Regions from separate parts of the Homo sapiens genome. Here region 1 is linked to region 2. The links are chromatin contacts, found by Hi-C or POLR2A ChIA-PET in ENCODE. All regions are on one chromosome and are shown on one strand. Each heading gives the region's core, a stretch centred on a gene start or an enhancer-like site at or near the end of the contact. The rest is flanking DNA. Distances are from core to core; before and after follow the strand shown.

Region 1 (6,468 bases), core at 2,842-5,341, 120 kb before region 2:
GGTGTATTGAATTCCTTTATTTCCTTAAATATATTTTCCCTTCAATTTCAGAACTTCCTACTAACAGAATATATTTACTAACATTAGAGAAAGATAAAGGACTACTCTCATTATGCTACTAAACAATATGAAGATGAAACCAGAAAGTCAGTTTTTCTGGGTAAAGCAAACAGATGTGTTTGCTTTTTCTCCATGTAAAATAGCTGTTCAAATGCCAAAATGGTTCTCTATTACAGATTTCAGTTAAGTAATTTAAGGAATTATAGCTAACATGTGAAAGTGCAAGACACTTCACATAACACAGGAAATTATCAGGCAAGCTGCCTTAAATGAATGCTGACTACCAGAGAACTATTTTGTCAGACTGATTGGTAATGACCATGAAGATTCTGATCAAGCTTGCTGAGCATCTTCTTAATACCCTAATATTAATGTTTTATTCTCCAATAAAAAAACTAAAATGGTCACTTTGGTTTCTACATCTGTCTAGTTCTTTCCTGCCTGGGATCTTCCTGGAGATGGGTTTGTTTTCTTCCTTAATCATATCTTGGGAACTCAGGAAAACCCACTTACTTCCTCGATGTCAGCCTAATGTCAAACTTTAAATAGCCAAAAACCTGGAATTGTGTTACAACAAAAGAAATCCAATTCCCACACACTTTTATTTTTCCTATACAGCATATGCTTACTGGTTGGATTGCTGAAACGCTGGTGGTGGACAGAGGTGCCTATGCACGGAGGGTGGGCCAGACCTCTGCATCCCTTTAGGGCCCCCAGGTAGGAGACCTCTGGCTGGGTGGCCGGTGGGGATATGTCTCATCTCTGCTCTACTAAAATAGAACCATATTCTGCAAAATACAGCTTAGCTCATAATCCTTTAATTCTTTCCACAGCTTTTTACTCAAGCCATCATTCTAATAAAATAATTGGTGATTCCGATTACCTAAACAGTAGACTAGCAGTGGCTAATTTTTTTTTTTTTTTACTTTTAAACTTGTCTCTAACTTAGAAAATTTTTTCTAAATGTATCGATTAGTGTAAAGAAAAAGTATGAGTAGTTAATAAATCTGACCTATTATACAAGAAATGCAATTTTGAAATACCAGATTTTCATTTTTTGTACTAAGTGTATCTCATTGTAGGCAATAAAAAATTGCATCACAGGCATCAAAAGTGGGAAAAAATTGTTCCTTTTATCAACCAAATAGAAACTTTCAATAACATACTTTGAGTGATAAAATGGTGATGTCTTACATTTACCATTATAGAGAGGTCTTGTGGTTAGAAATTTAAAAAGTGTTTAAAGATGATTAAGCATAGACAATTAAAAGAAACATTATATCTCTTGGTATTTTTCTCAAGACACTAAAATAATAAAATAAAAATATAATTAAGGAAAAGCATGACTTTGGGAAAAAAAAAATCACAAGTTAATTTTTATGGCTGGATTGAAACACTGTAAAATAGACAAAACCTCAGCCAGAGACAGACACCTGGGCATGCAGAAAAATTTTTTCAAAGCAAAAAATTTGTCTTATCCTATTAGTGAAATGACAACAGACTCTAGGTGTGTTTTATTAATGCACAGAGTCTAACAAGAGGTGCAGTAATGCTGGTTACTTTTCCTAATTCTAACATGGTCCTGGCTTTTTATAGTAGGCCAACTGGCATTAACATTTTTTATTTTTAAATAAAATGATCCGATTTCAAGTGGTTCTTTAAAATACCAATGAATGGCAGGATCTACATTTATTCACCGGGTTAAATGCTTACTTTTCGGTTGAAATAGAAAATGACAGTCTTGAACCAGAAACATCTTAGAAAATTGTAGTCCAAACTCTGAGAATAAAATAAACTCTATTTGGGTCTTGTTTTGTTATTCATTTCATGTGTTTTTAATTAAAGGGGCACAAAGCACTTGTGAAGAACAATGAAATGCAAGGTGGTATTTACATATGGTCATATGTATTTGGGAGCAGAAGTCATAGTGTGCCTGTGACTCCATGGAAAATAGCAACACAATAATAGAGAGTTTCTTAATGTAAACAATACAGACTGTAGGCTCATAGGGAAAACTTCCACTACTTTAACCTCACTGATTCTTTTGCATTGACAGTAAATACTGTACTGTATCTATGGATGCCATCTGCAGATTCTTAAAATACAAGATGAGGATTTCCTCACACACAACTTAGTGGGAACTTTCCATGTTCTGTTAAGCCTTTGGGTGTTTTTTTGATCTGTGTCCTTTTTTTTTTTTTAAATAGCAGCAATCCAACTTTAAAAAAATGCAGCACTAAAAAAATAACTAGTCCTTATTCCCATGCAGGACTAACTGCAGGCAGCACATTTGTATCTTGCTTAAGTTTTGACTTTGGATTCAAGTTTTTATTACAGGTGTCATGATTGCCAATACTGTCTTCTCTAGGTGAAGTATGGTTGCTTTGACTTTGGATCTAATCAAGATAGGGAAAGATCAAAAGATTTATTTCTGAAGCTTGCTACAGTTTTCTAGGGTCACATTACATCTGACTTTATTCCCAGTCCTCTTATCCTGTGAAGGCTGGTACACTAGGAAAGGGATATTTAAAAATGTCAAGTGTGCATAGCTAATGCTACTTAAAAGCATGCAACAAAATTTGGGTAAGCATGCTTGTTAAGAGTCAGTAGAAGCTCTTGCATTTAAGAAAAAGATGCATGAAAACATTCAGACTTATTTCTGGCAACTGGATTCACTGGCACAACATAAAATAATGGTACTATACTGTACCAACATAATGGTGAAACAAGAGTATTCTCCGATCAAGTCTTTGAGGAATCCACATCAGGAGGTTAAATTCCTAAATCCCTTAATAAGTTCTCAGCTACCGAATAACTACTTCAAAAATACATTTATGCTTCAATTTTCTCTTTTCTTCATTAACATAATGAAATATTTCTCTTTCTTTCTGATTTCCAACTCCCACCCCTTTTCAGTGCCCAGCAATTTTAATCTATATTTTTCTTTCACCCGCATTATAAAATTTGGCTTTCTGGTAACAGGGAGCCAGTGATTGTCTTCTGCTCATCTTCTTTGATTAAAGCTTCTGATGAAGAATATCCACGGTGTCTCTTACCATCGCTGTGCATTCTGGGCAGCAAGAGTCACTGCATCCTTCCTTTTGCTTGTTGGAGCCATCTGGGCCACACAGGTGAGGAGCACTTCCCAGCCAAGCTGAGTCACACACTTCCTTCACCACAAGTTAAACGGAAACACACACATTCAAATCCCAGTGCAATATCAGGTTTTCAGGAAGCAGGGCTTCCCCCAAAGATGATCAGTCTCTGTTTCCAAATAGTCTCACTCTTCGTTATGGACGATGAAACCTGGAGTAAGAAATAGAAACTATAAGCCTGTGGCCTAGGAGCACATTCTGCATGCAGTGAGCTGAATAAGGCGTGGTCATGTTTACAATGAAAAGGTACCCCAGATATCCCCCAACTGAATTACTGTTTACAAATTTCTGTCATAACAAAATACTGTTACAAATATTATTAAGGAAAGCATATATAAACGCTTTCCTTATATATATGTTTACATATAAGCATATAAGGAAACCTTATATAAAAGATGCTGGTTATAGTATTCAAGTTACACAGCAACCAAGACAGAAAACATCACTATTCTTGAGCATCGTGCTCTAACCTTTATCAAGCAGAGGGAGATGTTTCACAAAGGGATTTTGGTACACCTCGTCTGTATTATAAAAGCACAGTAACAAATAGACACTTTTTCATTAGCTTCAGCCTCTCATCATCTCCTGCTGACGACTCCAAATCTACTTTCTACACTTGAATTTCCAAAAGCCCACAGGGCGCTTCCCCCCAGATGTTCCACAGGTATATACTAAGCATGTCCACAACTATACAAAGCTTTCCTTGTTAACCTGCCTTTGCACTTTGTCTTATTTAATATTCTATCTTTAAAAATATTTTTGGTCTAGAAACCTCAGATTAGCAATTCATTTCTCTCCCTCATCCAGCATTTCCTATTAGTCACCAAGTCCTGCCTCAACTGCCTGTCTTGGAATCATTAAAGTTCCATCTTTTGCTGGCACTACTTTTACGGTATGCTTGTTAGCCAGCCAGCTGGCTTCCTTTCCCTCCTTGTGAGTTCCTGAACATTCCTTGCATTTTTGTAGCCCGGTGCTTTTGAACATGCTGTTCACTAATACTGCAATTCCTTCCCTTCATTTCCTATCTATGTTTTCATTTTCAAGATCAAGGTCAAAAGTTATCTTCTCCATAAAGCCTTAAGTGATCAAGCTCTTCAGCCTACTTCTGCAATTCCACATTTATGCAACTCTGCCTAGCATTTCACTCTGTCTTCTACAGTCGAATGCTCATCTGCTCTGGTCAGCCAGTCTCCTAATTGGTTTCCCTGTCCCAGGCTCTCTCCATCAAATCTATGCTCCTCACTGTTGCTCACACTATCCTTAAAAATACTGGTTCCATCATTTCAGTTCTTGGGGTTTTTAAAATCTTTTTTTATTTTTAATTAGATATGGGGGTCTCGCTATGTTACCTAGGCTGGTCTTGAACTCCTGGTCTCAAGCGATTTGCCCACCTTTGCCTTCCACAGTGCTGTGATTACAGGTACGAGCCACTGCGCCCAACCCAGTTCTTTCTCAAAAGGATCGTATTGTTCCCCATTACCTACAAAATAAAATTTAAGCTGGGCATGGTAGCATACACCTGTAATCCCAGCTGCTTGGGAGGTTGAGGTGGGAGGACAGCCTTGAGTCCAGGAGTTCAAGACAAGTCTGGGCACATAGTAAGACCCTGTCCCTTAACAAAATTAAAATAAGAAAGCCAACAAAATAAAATTTAAAGTTCCTGGAGTAGCAAGTAAGGCTTTTCAGAAAGTGGCCCAACTCATGGTTCTAGCTATATCTCTATCACTGCTTCCAAATACTCTCCATTTCAATCACTTGCCCCAAAAAGGCTTTTGCGCTAATGCCCTTTCCTCTACCTACTTTTTGCAGGGTGGGTTGGGGGGAGCTCCAGAGGGGGACAGGGTTTCACTCCTATTGCCCAGGCTGGAGTGCAGTGGTGCGATCTCAGCTCACTGCAGCTTCAACCTCCTGGGCTCAGGTGATTCTCCCACCTCAGCATCCAAGTAGCTGAAACTACAAGCATGCACCACCATGCCCAGCTAATATTTGTATTTTTAGTAGAAATGGGGTTTTGCTATGTTGCTCAGGCTGTTCTCAAACTCCTGCACTCAAGCAATCTGTCCTCGGCCTCCCAGCGTGCTGCGATTACAGGTTTGATCCACCACACCTGGCCTACTCTTTCTTCTACCTTTATCTCTCTTACCATCTGCGCTTTATGCAGTCTCACTCTGTGAGTTCTCCAAACTCTTTTCTCCACTGCTCAGGGAAGCACTAATTGCTCTCTTTCCTGTGTTCCCATAACCTTTGGCTTATGCCAGTTATTGCTTACATTATATAATCTTTGGATACATGTGCCTTTGCTATTGGATCATGAGAAGCTGAGGAAGGAAACTTTCTTATCCATTTTTACATACTCATTGAATACAATCTCCGGCACGTGATAGTACTTACTAAACGTCACTGTGTTGAATACAAGCATTACAAAATGAAAAACTAAAAAATAAGAGCAGGTGAAATGAGATGGGCCACGAATTGATAACTGAGGAGCTGCTAGTTGGATACGAGGGACTTATATTACTTCTGTGTTTGACAAAAGTCAAAAGAAAAATAAGATATACCAAGCTTTACAAAACTGGTAGGCAATTTATTACTAAAGCAGGAATGTGTCCACTTTGAGTTCTGTTCTTAGTCTATCCCTGACTGTAACCTTGGGCAGATGTGAGGACCGCCATGCCTGCATTTGATACACAGAGGCAACATCACTCTTTCACTTTTTCGAGGGCCAGGTCAAGGGCCCTGCTGCCTCGTGCAGCCTCAGGACATTGTTCCCTGCATCCCAGCCACTTTGGCTCCAGCCTTGGCGCAAAGGGCCCCAGATACAGCTCAGGCTTCTGCTTCAGAGGGTGCAAGCTGAAAGCCTTGACAGCTTCTACATGATGTTAAGCCTGCAGATGCACAGAATGCAAAAGTGATGGAAGCTTCAGACACTCCACCTAGATTTCAGGGGATACATGGAAAAGCCTGGGTGTCCAGGCAGAAGCCTACTGGAAGGGCACAGCCCCCACAGAGAACCTCTACTAGGGCAGTGTGGAAGGGAAATGAGGAGTTGGGGATTCCACAAAGGGTCTCTGCTGGGGCATTGCCTAGTGGAACTGTGAAAAGGAAGTCACTGTCCTCCAGACCCCAGAATGGTAGATCCACTGGCAGCTTGCACCCTGTGCCTGGAAAAGCCACAGACATTCAACGCCAGCCTGTGAGATCAGCCTGGGGGCTGCACCTTGCAAATCCACAGGGGTAGAGCTGCCCACTTACA
Region 2 (6,353 bases), core at 2,770-5,269:
CAGCAAGTGGAGGCTGCAGTGAGCCAAGATCGCGCCACTTTACTCCAGCCTGGGCTACAGAGCGAGACTTGTCTCAAAAATAAAACAAGGCCGGGCGCGGTGGCTCACGCCTGTAATCCCAGCAATTTGGGAGGCCGAGGCAGGCAGATCACAAGGTCAGGAGATGGAGACCATCTGGCTAACACAGTGAAACCCTGTCTCTACTAAAAATGCAAAACATTATCCGGGCATGGTGGAGCGTGTGTGTAGTCCCGCTACTCGGGAGGCTGAGGCAGGAGGATCCTTGAACCCAGGAGGCAGAGGTTGCAGTGAGCCGAGATCGCGCCACTGCACTCCAGCCTGGGCAACTGAGCGAGATCCCATCTCAAAGACAAAAACAAAAACAAAACTGCCAAGGTCATTCAAAACAAGGAAGGTCTGAGAAACTGTCAGACCAGAGAAGCCTAAGGAGACACCACTGCTACATGTAACATGGCATCCTGAATGCATCCTGGAACAAAAAAAAGACGACATTAGGGAAAAACTACTGAAATCCTAATGAACTGTAGAGTTTAGTTAACAGGAATAGTATCAGTGTTTGTTCCTTGGTTGTAACAAATGTATCATGCTGATATAAGATCTCTCTGTACCATTTTTTCAGCTTTTCTGCGAATCTAAAACTATTCTAAAATCAAGTTTATATTTTAAAATGTGGCATTCGCTATCATGGAGGTAAATGAGGATAAAGATTTTTTTCTTAGGAGTGAGGAAGTCCGCTCGAAGGGGCCTCGGTGCCTACTGTCTTTTACCAACAGTAAAGATTTCAGCTGAAAGAGTTTTGGAAAGTAATATACTTCAGACTTGGCCATCTTTCTCTCCAAAATTCTCCCTTTACTAATACTTCCATTCCCAGTATTCTATAAGTAAGAGAACATTTAAATGGCTGTTTCAACACTTTTTAGCACATGATGGATCCAGATAAGGTAAGTAGTATTCAACACCTTGCAAAATGGTAGACAATGGGCCCAGCTCCAGCACGCATCAGGAGGTATACATCCACAGTTACTGTGTAAACAATACACAAAGAAGAGATTCCAAACATCCCTCCACCACACACACACACACACACACACACACAGACACACACACACACACACCCATGATGGACTTACCATGAAGTGAATAAATCAAGGCTGGCTGACCTTTTAAAGTAATGCCAAGAAAAATTTTCTCATTATCAGTACTGTGTTCATCAGAGACATATGATACATATTTATGGGAAAAAATTAAAACAAATTTATAGTCATGTCCTTGAACATGTGAAATGGTTAAATGTAAAAATTTTTAAAGAAACGATCTAAATATCTAAATAATCTAAAATTTTAGATTATTTTTGAACTTTCTATATATAAATGTATTCCCTCACTTAAAAATCTGAAAATAATAGAATTTTAGAGTTAGAAAAGATCTTGGCTCAGAAGAAAATTGCTTTTTATCAGCTGATGGTTCCTTTAAAAATAATCGGCATTAAGGTAATAATCATGGCAAAAGTATTTGAAAAATTATTTTGCCATCATCTTTTTAAATCCCTAAGAGTAAAAGAACAGAATGTAAGCAAGAAATTAAATTTAAAGAAAAAGAACAGAATGTGAAAACATTACTATATTAGAATGTATTGAAAGGATTTTAGTCGCTCTGGAGGAAGATTGCTCGTAACCCTGCTATTCATACATGCCTCCCAATTTGCCAATTTCCATTCCCCCATCACTTGAAAGAAACTACAAAGTTATCTAAAGGCAGTTGGGATAAGATCAGTTGTTCCCACAGTCATTAAAATTAATACTATGGAGATTTTCCAAAAAGATTTTTTCGAGGCATACAGACAGAATGTAAATGATATTGCACTCACAATCACATTCAGACCAAAGTGTCAATCATTCCAAAGCCCCAGAAATCCTCCTTATGCTTCTTCCAAATCAATACCACCCTCTCACCTCTATTCCCCCAGATAACCACTATTTTGACTTCCAGCAGCATTGATTTGTGTTACCTGTTCTTTTTTTTTTTTTTTTTTTTTAGTAATTTTTTGTAGAGACAGGGTTTTACCATGTTGTCCAGGCTGGTCTCAAACTCCTGGACTCAAGTGATCCACCTGCCTGGGCCTCCCAAAGTGCTGGGATTACAGGTGTTAGCCACTGTGCCCTGGCCTGTTTTATCACTTCTTGAACTTTAACTTAGTGGAATTACACAATATAATCTTTTGTATTTCTTTCACTGAATGTCTGTGAGATTCATCTATAAACTTTTTTCCCTTACTTGGTTTCTGGGAAAGCTAATCTACTTCTCTACCATCTTTTGATGTTGCCCTGAAGCCATGATAAATTAGAATTTCACCGAAGCAAGATTAAAGGTAGAGCAGTAGTTTATTTTCTGTAAAAAAAAAAAAAAAAAAAAAAAAAAGTTGTATATATATTCTTACAATGCATATTAGAGCACTCAGTAGTTCTGAGCAATGTAATTTATAAAAGCACTGGGTTACAGTGTTATCCACCATGGGACAACTATCATGTTTAGTACTTTCACATTATGCTATATATTAAAGCCCTATATATAAGGAAACTGGGAGCCAGGAAGGCTATCTGGCTTCCCAAATTGTTAACTAGTGAAAGAGATAAGAGTCTAGGTCACCTGATTCCTGATCCAGGCTTATTTCCCACTATACCAGGCTGTCTCCATTGGCATATGATAGCTAAACTCATGGTGAACCAGCAACACTCCTAGTAGCTCTAAAATAGCAGTAAGACTATTTGTAAAAAACAAAAAAGCAGGCTGGGTGCCGTGGCTCACGCCTGTAATCCCAGCACTTTGGGAGGACGAGGCGGGCAGATCACAAGGTCAAGAGATCGAGACCATCCCGGCCAACATGGTGAAACCTCATCTCTACTAAAAATACAAAAAATTAGCTAGCTGTCGTGGTGCGCACCTGTAGTCCCAGCTACTCTGGAGGCTGAGGCAGGAGGATCGCTTGAACCAGGAAGGCGGAGGTTGCAGTGAGCCAAGATCATGCCACTGCAATCCCTTCTCAAAAAAAAAAAAAAAAAAAAAAGCAAAGAAGACATTGCACAATCAGGACAAGCAATAAATCTGTGTTATTGTTCTGGGTTTTGACCACCCAACTGGGATGGTAAACTGTAAGCCAAGAAGAGAGTTGGAGCCTAGTTCCAACTCTGCTACTTAATCAGCCCTGTGACCTTGTGCTAGGATCCCAATTTTTCATTGCTGAAATTAGGAGACTAGGTTAAATGATCTCTAGGCTCCTTTCCAACTTTAAAAATTCTATGACTTCATATTGCTTTGTGCTGAGTGTATCAGTCTTGTAGGTCACATTAAGACCTATTCTATTACTTGATATTTTATTATGCTAAAAAAAGGACCTGTTCTAAGTGCTTTATCAATACTGCCTCTTTCATCATTACTACAACCCTGCGAAGTAGTTGCTATTAGTATTCCCATTTTATAGATGAGGAAGTTGAGGCTGAGAGACCAAGCAACTAGCAAGATCCCACAGCTGGTAAGCAGGATTTAAACTCAGGGAGTTTACCTCCCAAGTATTCCCTGTACAAAAATGGGGAGGAGGGTAGTGGGTGGGAGTGGATTTTTATTTTAAGATAAGGCAAGAGATAAACCCTAATGAGTAGTAACTCAATTCAACTCCCAGCCACTTATTGGGCTAATCCAAGGAGTTAGGGTAGGTACTGTTTTGCTGTCTAAAACAATGCCCAGTGTCATCACGGTTAATTTCACGCTGGCGGCAGGCAGTGTACTCTATACTTTATACTGACTAAAGTAATTTGATTGTACAGAATCCTTATTTATCATAATATTAATTTTAGAAGTTTGATACTATCAATTTTTAAACTTGTTTTTTTAACAGAGGCAGACATTATTTTTAAACTCCCAGAGGGAAAAGCTACTAAAGACTTCCATCTGCCTGCAAGCACTGACAGAGAATTCCAGAGTTTAAACTTGTGGCCAACAGGCCTGCAGAACGAATATGTTTGTGCAGCTGCATGACATCCTGATTCACTGACATGAACAACATCCCCTAGACTTGCTACAGGATATTTAACAGATTAAATAAAGTCGCTCTTATTTGGGGTTTACAGAAATTCTGATTGAGTAGGCAAAGGGCCACTTTGCTAATGGAAAAATCAATTTTAATGTAAATAAAAGCATTTTACGTTTTGAATGCCACTGTTATCGCTACAAGGGAAGGGTTGTCTCTATGAACAGATAGGATGACTGCTTAGGAATAGCAAGATGTCGCTACAGAGAGGAAAAACGTGACAGGAATCAACCAACAACCTATCTTGTTCCCCGTAGATGTTAGTCATATACAACAACTCCCGGAGTCTGAAGTGGAGCAGGTCATGGTGTGTAGAGTGTGTGCTGTGTTTGTGAAAAGGAAGAAAAAGCTGATATATCCCCAATGGACAATCTGCCAAGTGAAAGAATTTCAACTCATCCATGATAGGATAATGATCACCCTGTTCATGCTGGGAATGTGCGTCAGCACAGAACTTTAGGGGAGAAGCTGGTAGACCTTATATATAATTTGTGAAATAAAATATACTGAAATATCACAGTTCTCCTCTCGCCCCCCCTCCCCACTGCCCCCAATCAATGGAGTCTCGTTCTGTCACCCAGATGGAGTGCAGTGGTGAGATCTCAGCTCACTGCAACCTCCGGCTCCTGGGTCCAAGTGATTCTCTTGCCTCAGCCTCCCGAGTAGCTGGGATTACAGGTGCATGCCACCATGCCTTGCTAATTTCTGTATTTTTAGTAGAGACGCGGTTTCACCATGTTGGCCAGGCCAGTCTCAAACTCCTAAGCTCAAGTGATCCGCCCACCTCAGCCTCCCAAAGTGTTTGGTTTACAGGCATGAGCCACCGCGCCTGGCTGAAATATCACAGTTTTTAAGTAAGGGGCTAAATTTTGTTTCAGACAAAATTATGAAAAAATTCCCATTGAGGATGAATGTAACACAAATATTATTAAAATAACACATTAAATCTAGACCAATATATTTAAGTCGAAAGGCTGGTGGATAAATAAAAGCCCAGAGAATATATATAATGTGACTAACGTTCTCTCTATGTCCAAGAGCCTCCTGGCAGTCATACAGGGTCCCCAAGGCCGGTATCTGTGGAGAGACCGTGGCCACATGTAGTATCCCGGACAATCTCCCCAAGGCAGACATGAAACCTGCAGGCATGTACTATGGAAAACAGGATGCTGGGAGATCCATCCCATGGAGAAGAATTTATGTCAATTAGTCATACGGAGTCCCCAAGGCTCCCAGATTTACGTCCTTATAGCTCAGTTAAGAGATGACTGCAGCAACCCAGGCATCTGAACTTGGAGAGAAGGAGCGAAAAGGGACTGGAAATGATGGATGATCTGAGGGACACTGAGGAGAAAGAAGAGAGGAGTCTGAGGAACTGCCTGAGAACTCCATGGCCTGAACCTCTACAAGGGTATGGCTGGATGTCAAGAAGAGAGAAGATTTGGAGGAGAGACCTTTAGCTTGTATTCAGGCACCATGAACTTCAGGTGCTGGCAGAACATTCAAGGGAAGATGTCCAACGGACAGTCAGAAATGCATTACTGGCACTCTAGCAAGAAGCTGGAGTTGAAGTTATTTGGTGGAGTCTTCTAAACAAAAGCAGCTGTTGAGGACCAGGGGTAAACTCCTAGAGAATGATTACATTTAGGAGCAAGTGGGCTTTGCACAATAAAGAACGTTGAACTCCTTTGGCATTGAGAATGAACAAGTAAAGAAAAAGGTTTTGTTTGCTGTTTGTTTTAAGTTCATAAAGTGTGAAGGACACTCAAGCAGGTTCATGGGCTGAGGAGAAGGAGCCCTGGGTGTCGGGGTGTTGAAGATGCAAGAAAGAAGAAGGGCTGCAGAGCTGCACCAGCCAGGATGTCAGACCAGCCACACGGGGACTGCATGGGGACTGAATTCCTTCAGGTCATAGCGAGATTTGGGGTGGAGAGGGAGAGTCTGAACTTCATCCAGTGAATATGAGGAAATGACCAGGAAGTCAGGAGATGACAGCACCAAAGAAATGTGAAGGAAAACTCAGCAGACGGCACCTACCTCAGATGAGGGCATGCACAAGACTGGACGCAAAATGAGCAGGGAATAGCACTGGGGAGTTGATGCAATGTCAGCGCCCCCTGTGATAGGAGAGGTAAAGGACAACAGAGCCACCATTGAAGAGAATTACCAGGGCAACAGTGTTGCCAAGGAGACCCAGGGTTCGGACAATCCAAGGGAGAGGAGGAAGGAGATATCTGCAAAAATAATG

The links. Hi-C counts contacts between places; a loop is a spot of excess contacts on that map. ChIA-PET counts read pairs that join two places held with the same protein, here RNA polymerase II (POLR2A). Pooled maps may share reads with other maps.
Region 1: a map of endothelial cell of umbilical vein shows a loop between it and region 2 (6-fold over the local background). The contact joins two enhancer-like sites. A Hi-C loop is called at or near these places in 1 of 168 maps with a recorded cell type or tissue (endothelial cell of umbilical vein) and 1 of 50 pooled maps. POLR2A ChIA-PET finds 5 or more read pairs at or near these places in 1 of 52 experiments (H1).

The regions. Positions count from the first base shown.
Region 1 is chr6:143,820,572-143,827,039 of GRCh38, reverse strand. It overlaps PHACTR2 (phosphatase and actin regulator 2), which reads right to left. Exons shown (of 13, transcript NM_001100164.2): 13 at 1-3,366. The coding sequence ends at 3,351. Among named protein-coding and RNA genes, the nearest start is that of LTV1, 20 kb to the left of the region's middle. Within about 2 kb of position 4,091, at least 3 of the 41 ENCODE cell types and tissues checked have a DNase peak (open chromatin) inside an H3K27ac peak, as active enhancers do; they include endothelial cell of umbilical vein, where a contact is called at or near this core.
Region 2 is chr6:143,698,860-143,705,212 of GRCh38, reverse strand. All of the region lies in intron 1 of PHACTR2 (phosphatase and actin regulator 2), which reads right to left. Among named protein-coding and RNA genes, the nearest start is that of PHACTR2, 24 kb to the right of the region's middle. Within about 2 kb of position 4,019, at least 4 of the 41 ENCODE cell types and tissues checked have a DNase peak (open chromatin) inside an H3K27ac peak, as active enhancers do; they include endothelial cell of umbilical vein, where a contact is called at or near this core.